Regions from separate parts of the Mus musculus genome. Here region 2 is linked to region 1. A link is a loop called in an ENCODE intact Hi-C map of the cell type or tissue named here. Cell type or tissue: left cerebral cortex. All regions are shown on one strand. Region 1 holds the start of Pak1ip1 (PAK1 interacting protein 1). Region 2 holds the start of Gm31683 (a long non-coding RNA gene).

Region 1 (5,000 bases):
TCTGGGTATTGGCCTCCTGTCTGTCTGGAGTGTGACTTCTGGGTATTGGCCTCCTGTCTGTCTGGAGTGTGACTGGTAGATTTCTCTCCCATTCTGTGTGCTGTTCGCTCTGAGAGCTTCCTTTGTTGTGCAGAAACTTTTGATTTCATGTGTCCTGTTAATAGTTCCTGGGATACTGGTGTTCTATTCAGAAAGTTCTGGACTACACTAAAAGTACTTGAAAAGTATTCTGGCTGGGCAGTGGTGGCGCACGCCTTTAATCCCAGCACTTGGGAGGCAAAGGCAGGCAGATTTCTGAGTTCAAGGGCAGCCTGGTCTACAAAGTGAGTTCCAGGACAGCTAGGGCTACACAGAGAAACCCTGTCTCGAAAAAAACATTAAAAAAAAAAAAGTATTGTTTTTTTCCAGATGTATCATCACTTTTTGTTGTGAATTCTTTGATCTGTTTTGAATTGCTTTTTGTACAATGTGAAAAGTATGAATGAATCTAGTTTCACCCTTTTTTTTCTTTTTCTTTTTAAGATTTATTTATTATATGTAAGTACACTGTAGCTGTCTTCAGACACACCAGAAGAGGGTGTCAGATCTTGTTACAGATGGTTGTGAGCCACCATGTGGTTGCTGGGATTTGAACTCCGGACCTTTGGAAGAGCAGTCGGGTGCTCTTACCCACTGAGCCATCTCACCAGCCCATCTAGTTTCATTCTTATGCAAGCAGATCTCCAGTTTGCTAGTACCGATTAATGAATGTTATCTTTTTCCCCCAAAGCATATTTGTTGGTTCCCTTGAAAAATCAAGTGGGCGTTTCCTCACCATTTCATTTCCAGGTCCTCCATTCCTTTAGTCTGACTGTTTTTACACCAGTACCAGGCTGTCGTTATCACTAATAAAGTATAATTTGAGGTCAGGTGTTATAATTCTCCTTGCTGTGTTCTTATTTCTCAGGATTGCTTTGGCTATTTGTGATAGCCCCTCATTTCTGGTTCCAAATGAATTTGGAATTCATTTGGCATTTTTCTAAATTCTTTCTAAATTCTAAATTCTAAATTTCTAAATTTCTAAATTTCTAAATTCTAAATTTTCTAAATTCTTGAACTATGATATCAAAATTCATATTATAATAGAAGATTATAATATGTAGATTAATTGCAGTAGGACAGCCATTTTCACAATACTAATTCTACCAAGCCACCAGGAGCATGGGAGATCTTTAGGTAACTTTCTCCAAGAAAGATAAGGGAAATTAACAAAATGGAGATGAAGAACTTTTAGCAATCACACTTCCTCTGTTGTAATTTTAAAAATACCTGCACTTGCCAGGCATGGTGGTGCACGCCTTTAATCCCAGCACTTGGGAGGCAGAGGCAGGTGGATTTCTTGAGTTCAAGGCCAGCCTGGTCTACAAAGTGAGTTCCAGGACAGCCAGGGCTATACAGAGAAACACTGTCTCAAAAACAAAACCATAAAACAAAAAACACAAAACAAAACAAATACCCGCACTTATATTTCTCCAACAGCAGCTGGTATTTCCCTGGTGGTAATAAGGGGGCGAGGCGCTTCCAGGAACAATAGGGTAAATAAACCACAGGGTTCTGAAGCAGTTTTACTCATCCCCCACCCCCATTTTTTTTGATATGATTACTATTGCATTAAAATGAGTATGACCCAATGTAAACTGTAACACACCATGTATGGACAAGATGAGACTTTTCACTTTGTTCCAAGCTAAGGAGACATGTTCCAACTTTAGTGGTTCTCTGGTGAAAATGATTAACATGCTCAGGACAACTTAGCAATACCTGGAGATAAATTAAGTAACACAAGGGTTGCAAGTGGAATAGCCCAAACTGGAAGAGCCTTTACACAATTGAAAAATCATCAAAACACCCAAAGTCAAATTAATTACTTCCCCCTATACTCAAGCAAAAGAGGCTGTGTCGACAATTTGCAGCCTTAGAGAACAAGTGTTTGGAAACAATGTCTAAGCACTTAAGAACTCCATTAATTCACAGGCCTGTGTGAAGATCTGACATAAGCACCAACCCACCCGCTTTGACATATGCACTCATCCCTGACCCCGCCTAAAGAGAAAGGAAAAAAGGATATTATTGCTTTCATTAACCTCTGCACCTCCCCCCCTTAAAGATTTATTTATTTATCTTTATGCATAGGAGTACACCACCATTGCTTCCTTCAGACACACCAGAAGAGGGCACTAGACCCCATCACAGATGTTTGTGAGCCACCATGTGGTTGCTGGGAAATGAACTCAGGACCTCTGGAAGAGCAGACAGTGCTCTCAACCGCCTAGCTATCTCTCCAGCCCTGCACTTTGTCCCTTAACTCGGGTAGAGATGTAGCCACTGTCCTCCTCCCTCAAGACAAATCTTTTTTCCTGTACCATAGGTCAGCACATGGCCAGTCTGATTAGATACAAGAAGCCAGTAGGCAAGAAAAGCTGAGGAGATGGACGGCTTGCCTGCAGGCGGGACACGGACTGGCAGGCCCGGGCTCGCAATCCAGCGAGGGGACACTGCCAACTCCGGGTCCCGCGAGCCCTGACCGTCCCCGGGCCGACCCTAATCTGCTCTCTCTCGGCACGAAAACAAAACCCTTTGCTTGTGATCCGAGCCATGGGGAAGCTGCAGGAGGAAAACGGGTGCAAGGAGGCGCCAGGCTGGGCGACGAAGTGAGACTGGCTGCAAATAAGAAAATCATAGTTAATCCCAGCACCCGGGAGGCAGAGGCAGGCGGAGCTCTGAGTTCGAGGCCAGCCTGGTCTACAGAGTGAGTTCCAGGACTGTCAGGGCTACACAGTGAAAGCCTGTCTTCAAAACAAAACAAAACAAAACAAGAAAAGAAAATCATAAATGGAGGAAATGCATTCCGGATCCCCAAATCACAGCAACCCTCCAGGAACTACAAGGGTTGTCTAGACAACCGCTGGCCACCGGAGCCGGAAGTGGGCCCGCCCCTTCCTTAGGCGCGCCGGAAGTTGGGGCTTCCGGGGAGAAGTTCCCTCCCATTTCCCAAGGCCGGCGGAGCCCACGGCTTCCCAGGACTTGCCTGCTTGACACAACTTTTCTTTCTCTCTGCTCTGAGAGCCTCCTCCCGCGGCTTCCTTCCTTAAGCTCGTCGCAGAAGGGTCACGTGACGTCCCACGTAACGGAGGACGGAGCGCGTCCTCCGTTATTGCCATTTGCAGGCGCCTAAAAGGTGCCCCCGGGCGGTGACGTATAACTCGCGCGCCGGCTGAGGAAGGGAAGGGCCAGCCTCCGCAGCCATCGGGTCTCCACGCCGGCGTCTCTTGCCCGGCACGAGTGCTGCGGAATGGAGCTGGTCGCCGGCAGCTACGAGCAGGTCCTGTTTGGGTTCACGGTACAGCGCGGGCCCGCGAAGAGTGGCCATCAGGAGGTGAGGCAGCGCGAGCCCCGGGGCTGCGGGGGACAGGCGGGCTGGTCCTTCCGGGGCAGGACCGTGGAGGTTGTTATTTATCGCTGGTTCTCTATGGGTCTTGGATGGCGGACTTTGTTGGAAAACGGACAGGTTTATGCAGCTAATCCCAGCTCTCGAGAGGTTGAGGCAGGAGGAGAGTGAGCTCAGAGCTTGTGTGGAAAGATCCTGCTCTTTACAGAGTAGAGGCTTCTCAGAATTGAAATAATATTTACTTGCTATAGTAGATAAAATGTCTACAGTAGGTAACGAGGAATGTTCATCTCTGTCGGGAGTGGATGAATGGCTGCCAGAAGTGGTTGGGGCCAACGTAGGGAGGTGACGGAGAGAGGAGGGCTAATGCTTGCAGAAATGAAGTTTGATGGGAGGAATGACTGATTGCTTTTTTTTTCCTTGAAAGGTAACTATAGTTGACAGCATTAATTGTGTATTTTAAACTAGCTACTACAGCGTATTTTGAACCAGCTCAAAAGGGGTTGCCTTTTTCATATCTGATCTATGTATGCATTCAAATATCCCATTGTGCTCCATAAATATATACAGTTATTATCTGATAATTTAAAAGGTTAAGAAAAACCTTAAAGCATTCCTAAGGCATGAAAAAATAAGGTGTGCATTTAAGCTGACAATGATTGTAGTTCTTAAAGTTCTAATGTAAAAATAACTTCACCTTTCACTGAGTTTCTGTCCTGATTAACAAACTACTATAGGACTGGAGACATGACTCAGCGGTTAAGAGCGCTGGCTGGACTGGAGACATGGCTTAGCGGTTAAGAGCACTGGCTGTTCTTCCAGAGGGTCCTGGTTCAGTTCCCAGCACCTACACGGCAGCTCACAACTGTTTGTTAACTCCTGTTCGAAGGGATCTAATATCCTCCTACAGGCATACATACAGTCAAAACACCAATCTACATAAAATAAAAATACATTATACACAAAAGAACTACTACAGCTGGCCTGGGATGAAGAAAGTGATGCAGATTCACTGTTTATCGTCCACCTACTGTGGGTAGGGCGAAAGGTGCCAGAGGTGTGAGCCCTGCTGTTGTGGCCTTCTTGGTTGAAGGGATGGTGAACAAGCGAAGAGAGAAACACATGGAGGTTAAGTGTAGCACAGTATGAAATTTATTTTTGTCTGGTATGGCAAGAAGATACAGGTAATTGCCAACATAGTAGTCAGACAGTAAAGGGGATTAGAAGTGTCATCTATCAGGGCAGTGGCCCCACCCGTAATCCCAGCACTCAGGAGGCAGAGGTAGGCGGATCTCTGAGTTCCAGGACAGCCTGGTTTACACAGAGAAATTCTGTCTTGAAAAACAAAAAAGAATGATTATTTCTTGAACAGTTCTACTTATCACTTACTGATCTGTTTTGTCGAAAATTCCTTAGTGCCTGTTGTGGTTGGGTTTCTCCCTCCCTCCCTCTTTCTTTCTTTCTCTCTCTCTCTCTCTCTCTCTCTCTTTCTTTCTTTCTTGGTTTCTCCCTCCCTCCCTCCCTCCCTCCCTCCCTCCCTCCCTCCCTCCCTCCTTCCCTCCCTCCCTCCTTC
Region 2 (5,000 bases), 82 kb before region 1:
GGCCATGAAAGGGCATCCCAGCTTTCCTCCCCTATAAATCAAAGAAATTGTGTTTGGCGAGTTCGGAGGACCCTGTTTGGCAGCGTTCCAAATCAATCTTGATGGTTCACGCTAGCTGCTAATATACAATGGATGGGCGAAGAGGGCAAAATGGGGCAGGGAGGGAGCCTCTTAAGCACCCAGCATTTTCCTGACTGGAGCAGATGCTGAAGTCTCCAGATGTGGTGCGTTCTGCCTAGAAACCTAGTCATGGGGCCAGCCTTGGTTACCCCCACCCCCACCCCAAAGCCCTCCGCATTCTCTGTGAGCTGTTTGGCCACCGGGTGCATAGGTAAGCTAAGAGAATTCCAAGCCTTGTAACCAGACCTGCTCTTCCTGGTTTCCCTGAGTCACAATGACTGATACTTCCAGGAATTTTACAACGGTCCAGAAACATTTGTTCTTTCTTCAGAGTCCCGGAAGTGGGAGAGTTGGGTGTGTGGGAAGGGGACTAGAAGATTCCAGAAGTTTTAGAAAATGACCACAAATTTGATGGCATCTTAATGTTAAAGGAGACTCAGTAGCTAGGTGCTCAAATATTGCAAATAATACTGTGTGGACAGTTCTAGACATCTGAAGCTCTGTGTGAAACGGAAACCAGTGGTTATCACATTTCGACATAGCATGCTAACAATGGTGTGTTTACTCTCTTACGTGTTCTCAGCTCGGACCGTCTAGTATGAGAAATCACCTTCGCCAGGTGTCCCACGATTTGATTCTTAGTTCCCTCTTCTCATAGTCTGAGTAGGCACATCATATCTGAATGATTTAATCCAGCACACTTCACCACAAAGGCCCCCCCCCCCTTCTGCTGATTATCTATTTAGACGTGTTGCAATGCCCTTTTCCCTGTATCTATGTCTCTGCCCAGGGGCGGAGATAACACTGAAATGAAAAAATAAACAATGAGAAAGAAAGAAGAGGAACACCGAGGAGCTTTCGCCTTATACTCTCCCCAAAGCGGGGGCAAAAAACAGACCCACCTCTTGTAGGAGATGAGGGGTGTACGCAGGAGAAAAGAGCAGTTTAGATGGACTGAGGGGAGGTGGGTGGGGCTGACGCTTGAGACTGTCCGCTCCCGGTCTGGTCGCTCCGTTCCAGAAGGCAGCCTGCTGGAGGCACCTCTAGCTTTTCGTATGCAAATGAAGAGGTTTCCCCCATCTGGGCGGGGCTGAGCTCCTGGCCGCAGGGATTCGCCTCCTAGGAGATTCAAGCTTCAGATGCGAAGTGCGGTGGGAAAGCTGCTAAACTCCAGCCAGTCCCGGAGGATGGGCCAGACTCCCACGCACTGGAGACCCACGCCTTGAGAGCTGGGGAGCGTGAGCCCGCATCTGTGCGGGAGAAGCCGGCGAATCTGGAGGAGCCAGATCCACCTCTAGCGCCTGGGCTTTCAGAACTGTGGTCACTTCTCAGTCTCCAGTGATAATTCTTCCCGCCTGGAACCCTAAATAATGAGCCTACGCGGGAAAGTTTTCGCTGTCTCTGCGCTCAGCGTGGTGATTTTTGTGGTTTTTTATCACAGCCAGCTAAGCCTGCCCAACCTCTACCAGCAGCTCAACAGCTCCAGCGAAAGGACGTCTGTCACCATCTGTGATTACGGCTTGCAAAATCATACGTTCTTCACGACGGGGGACACATCACCACATCCTTTAGAAAGACTCTCCTGTCCTCAATACCGGATCCAGAGCCACTATATTACCAGTCCCCTTTCGGAAGAAGAGGCTGCCTTTCCCCTGGCTTACATCATGGTGATCCACAAAGACTTCGATACCTTTGAAAGGCTCTTCAGGGCCATTTACATGCCCCAGAACGTCTACTGTGTGCATGTGGATAGTAAGGCGACAGACACCTTCAAAGAAGCGGTGCGGCAGTTACTAAGCTGTTTCCCCAATGCCTTCCTGGCCTCTAAGGTGGAGCAGGTGGTCTATGGTGGCTTCTCTCGGCTCCAGGCTGATCTGAACTGCATGAAAGATCTGGTGGCCTCCAAGGTCCCCTGGAAATATGTCCTCAACACCTGCGGGCAGGACTTCCCTTTGAAAACCAACAAGGAAATAATTAACCATCTGAAAAGATTTAAGGGGAAAAACATCACTCCGGGAGTGCTGCCCCCTGCGTACATAGTTGTACGGACTAAATATGTACACCAGGAACGCAAAGGCAAAGACGGATATTTTATGCATAAAACAAATATTTTGAAGACTCCACCTCCACACCAACTGATCATCTACTTCGGCACAGCCTACGTGGCCCTCACCCGGGACTTTGTCAACTTTATCCTGAATGACGAAAGGGCCATTGCTCTCTTAGAGTGGTCTAAAGATACCTATAGCCCTGATGAACATTTTTGGGTGACACTCAATAGGATTCCAGGTCAGTGTCAAATAGTCGTTGACAGTTCTTCTTTAAATTGTTTACTCCGTCTTTCTTTGTAGATTGCAAATGGGTGTGGAGGTCAGGGCAGCTTGTGGAAATCATTCTTTTCCTTCACCACACTGGTGCAAGGGCTCAAAAGCATCTGTCCGCCTGGGTGGCAAGGGCGTTTATCTGTCCATTCATCTCAATGGCCCCATTGCTCAGAACTCTGAGTTCTGAGAACTGATTCATTTAAATTACTTGAAAAAAAAATTTTAGGTCCCTGAAAATGACGAGTGTGGATGCTTTTACTGACAGTTTTGTGCTACCCCAGTAGTCTTATAAATATCCAAGAAGCAGTGACCTAAAGAATATCTTGGGGACTAGACAAGCTGCCGCATTAGATGAGTATTGGGTTTCCAGCACGGCTGTGGAATTAACACTGGTCATATAGTACTGGATAAGGACTGAAGCCCTCAAAGCTGGGAGATGGATTTAAAAAAAAAAAAAAGGCATTCTAGAACATATAAAATTAATTGTTGACCAGATTTCATGCAACATTGTGGGCGGGGCTGTTTTCTAGCACCCTGGAAATCTCTTTAGATGTTCACAAAGGCAGCGCTCTGATTCACTCTGGTACTCATGTCTCAGTTAATCTCTGTTGAACAAACCTAGCCCCAAGATTTTGTCGCCTAGAGGGGAGGGTAGCAGAGTAGAGATGGACACACAGGGGGTGCTTACAGCTGGAGACGTCCCAGTAGGATCCTCACCTTTCAGATTACCCTATTTATTTGGGGGGGGGGCGGGGTTTTAAGACAGGGTTTCTCTGTATAGCCCTGGCTATCCTGGAACTCACTTTGTAGACCAGGCTGGTCTCGAACTCAGAAATCCACCTGCCTCTGCCTCCCGAGTGCTGGGATTAAAGGGGTGCGCCACCACGCCCAGCTCCATCATTTCTTATTTGCAGTTCCTGTTTACAGCCTTGTGCTTCCGCTTCACCTCAGGGAAAGTCTTTTTGATGGTTTATGGTGATGTGGAAATGAGGCCAGGGTATGCAGTTGATAGTACAACACAAACAATAGCAGAGGCCACGAGCAGAACATTTCCATGTGTTCCAAACAGAAATTGGTCGGACTGGCTTTGTGGAGCTCCTTCCATGTATTGAACTCACATCACTAGGCTTCTGTTATCAGGCAGTGGGCACCTATATTTGCTGGGCTGCTTTCCAAAGTCTGCTTCCCATACGTTGCGAGGGCTACAATGGGAATGTCCCAGTGTACTGGTTTCCAGTATTGCACCGTGTGGCTTGTGGGTGTCAGTTGAAGGTAAGAATGGCCCTATGCTTGCCATTCTGGAATAGCTGCAGGTTCTTTCGGAGTGGCAGCCTTGTCTTTGGCTTGCCTTTGAGTGCTGTTGGAAGCTATCTTCATATCCGAAAGTGGACTCAAAGCAGTTAGACATATTTAGATCTCTGATAGTCCAGCATTTCTAATATCTGAACTAGAAGAGTAATCACAGAACTCGCCCGTGAGGCAGAAAGTGGACGGACCTGGTGGCTGGGAACAGATATATAGGCTGTCCCATGAGAGTTTCAGAGATGCCACCAAGATCACAAAGATGTCAGGTCACAAAGATTCCCAGGAGGGAATTCCAGGAGGAGGAGTAAGTGACATTCATTATGGTACCTTAGTAGCTCTGTTCCACCCATTTCTTTTTAAAAAAAAAACTGTATTGTGTGTCAGCTTATGATGATGTATGTATGGAGGCCCATGATGTATGTATGGAGATCAGAACATAGCTTTGTGGAGCTCGTTCCATGTATTGAACTCACTTCACTGGGCTTCAGTTATCAGGCAGTGGGCACCTATACTTGCTGGGCTGACCTGCCAGTCCGACCAATTTCTGTTTGGAACACATGGAAATATTCTGCTCGTGGCCTCTGGTATTGTTTTTGTTGTACAGTTTGTACAAGATGTTAGGTTTGTCTTCCTTATCTCCGCGTGCTTGAGAATGGAGCCTTGGTCCCAGGTTAAGCTGGAATCTGGCCCTAGACTGAAGTAGTCTGAAGTTTCGACTGTTTCTGTTACTGCAGGAAAAAGAAAGAATTAACTTTCTTCTTTGCTGCCTATCAGAAAGAAATCTTCTCCCAGAAAGGACAAAGGATTAGGGAAAATGAGGAGGATTGTGGAAGTAAGCTGTCTGACCTGGAAATGAGACTAACAAGGACGTGTGTGTGTGTGTGTGTGTGTGTGTGTGTGTGTGTGTGTGTTTGTATGTGTGTGTGTGTACATGTGTTGGAAGGCAGCAAGCATATAAGGCATTCTGTATGTGTGTGAAATAAGGTTAGCAAGGACGTGTGTGTGTGTGTCTGTGCGTATGTGTGTGTGTGTCTGTGCATGCATGTGTGTGTGTGTCTATGCATGTGTGTGTGTGTGTCTGTGCGTGTGTGTGTGTGTGTGTGTCAGAAGACTGCAAACACATGAAGCTTGTCAGGTGTCAGGGTCACTGTGTTAACTAGAGTCATAAGGTATCCTTTTTGGAATTAAATACCACCAGTCCCTACAGACTACTGTGCCAGCTTCCTTGTGTCCCCACCACTAACAGGCCTT

What was found. A loop is a pair of places that touch in the nucleus more often than their neighbours do. Peaks named below come from ENCODE experiments on the same cell type or tissue, not always from the same donor. Only the 100,000 strongest peaks of a DNase experiment are listed, where the experiment ranks them.
Region 2: it touches region 1 in a loop (4-fold over the local background); 1 of 42 quality-filtered maps calls a loop at or near these places.

The regions. Positions count from the first base shown.
Region 1 is chr13:40,997,999-41,002,998 of GRCm38, forward strand. Pak1ip1 (PAK1 interacting protein 1) reads left to right here and starts at 3,012. Exons shown (of 10, transcript NM_026550.3): 1 at 3,012-3,415. The coding sequence starts at 3,332. It overlaps A730081D07Rik (RIKEN cDNA A730081D07 gene), which reads right to left and starts at 3,148. Exons shown (of 5, transcript NR_155347.1): 1 at 3,068-3,148. In left cerebral cortex, a CTCF peak has its summit at 2,218 (motif pointing right); DNase peaks (open chromatin) are centred at 2,263 and 3,120; H3K4me3 peaks cover 2,304 bases; H3K27ac peaks cover 1,871 bases.
Region 2 is chr13:40,916,393-40,921,392 of GRCm38, forward strand. All of the region lies in intron 1 of Gcnt2 (glucosaminyl (N-acetyl) transferase 2, I-branching enzyme), which reads left to right. Gm31683 (a long non-coding RNA gene) reads right to left here and starts at 1,377. Exons shown (of 3, transcript XR_382246.4): 1 at 1,023-1,377. In left cerebral cortex, a CTCF peak has its summit at 2,156; DNase peaks (open chromatin) are centred at 1,276, 1,593, 2,100 and 3,697; H3K4me3 peaks cover 3,590 bases; H3K27ac peaks cover 931 bases.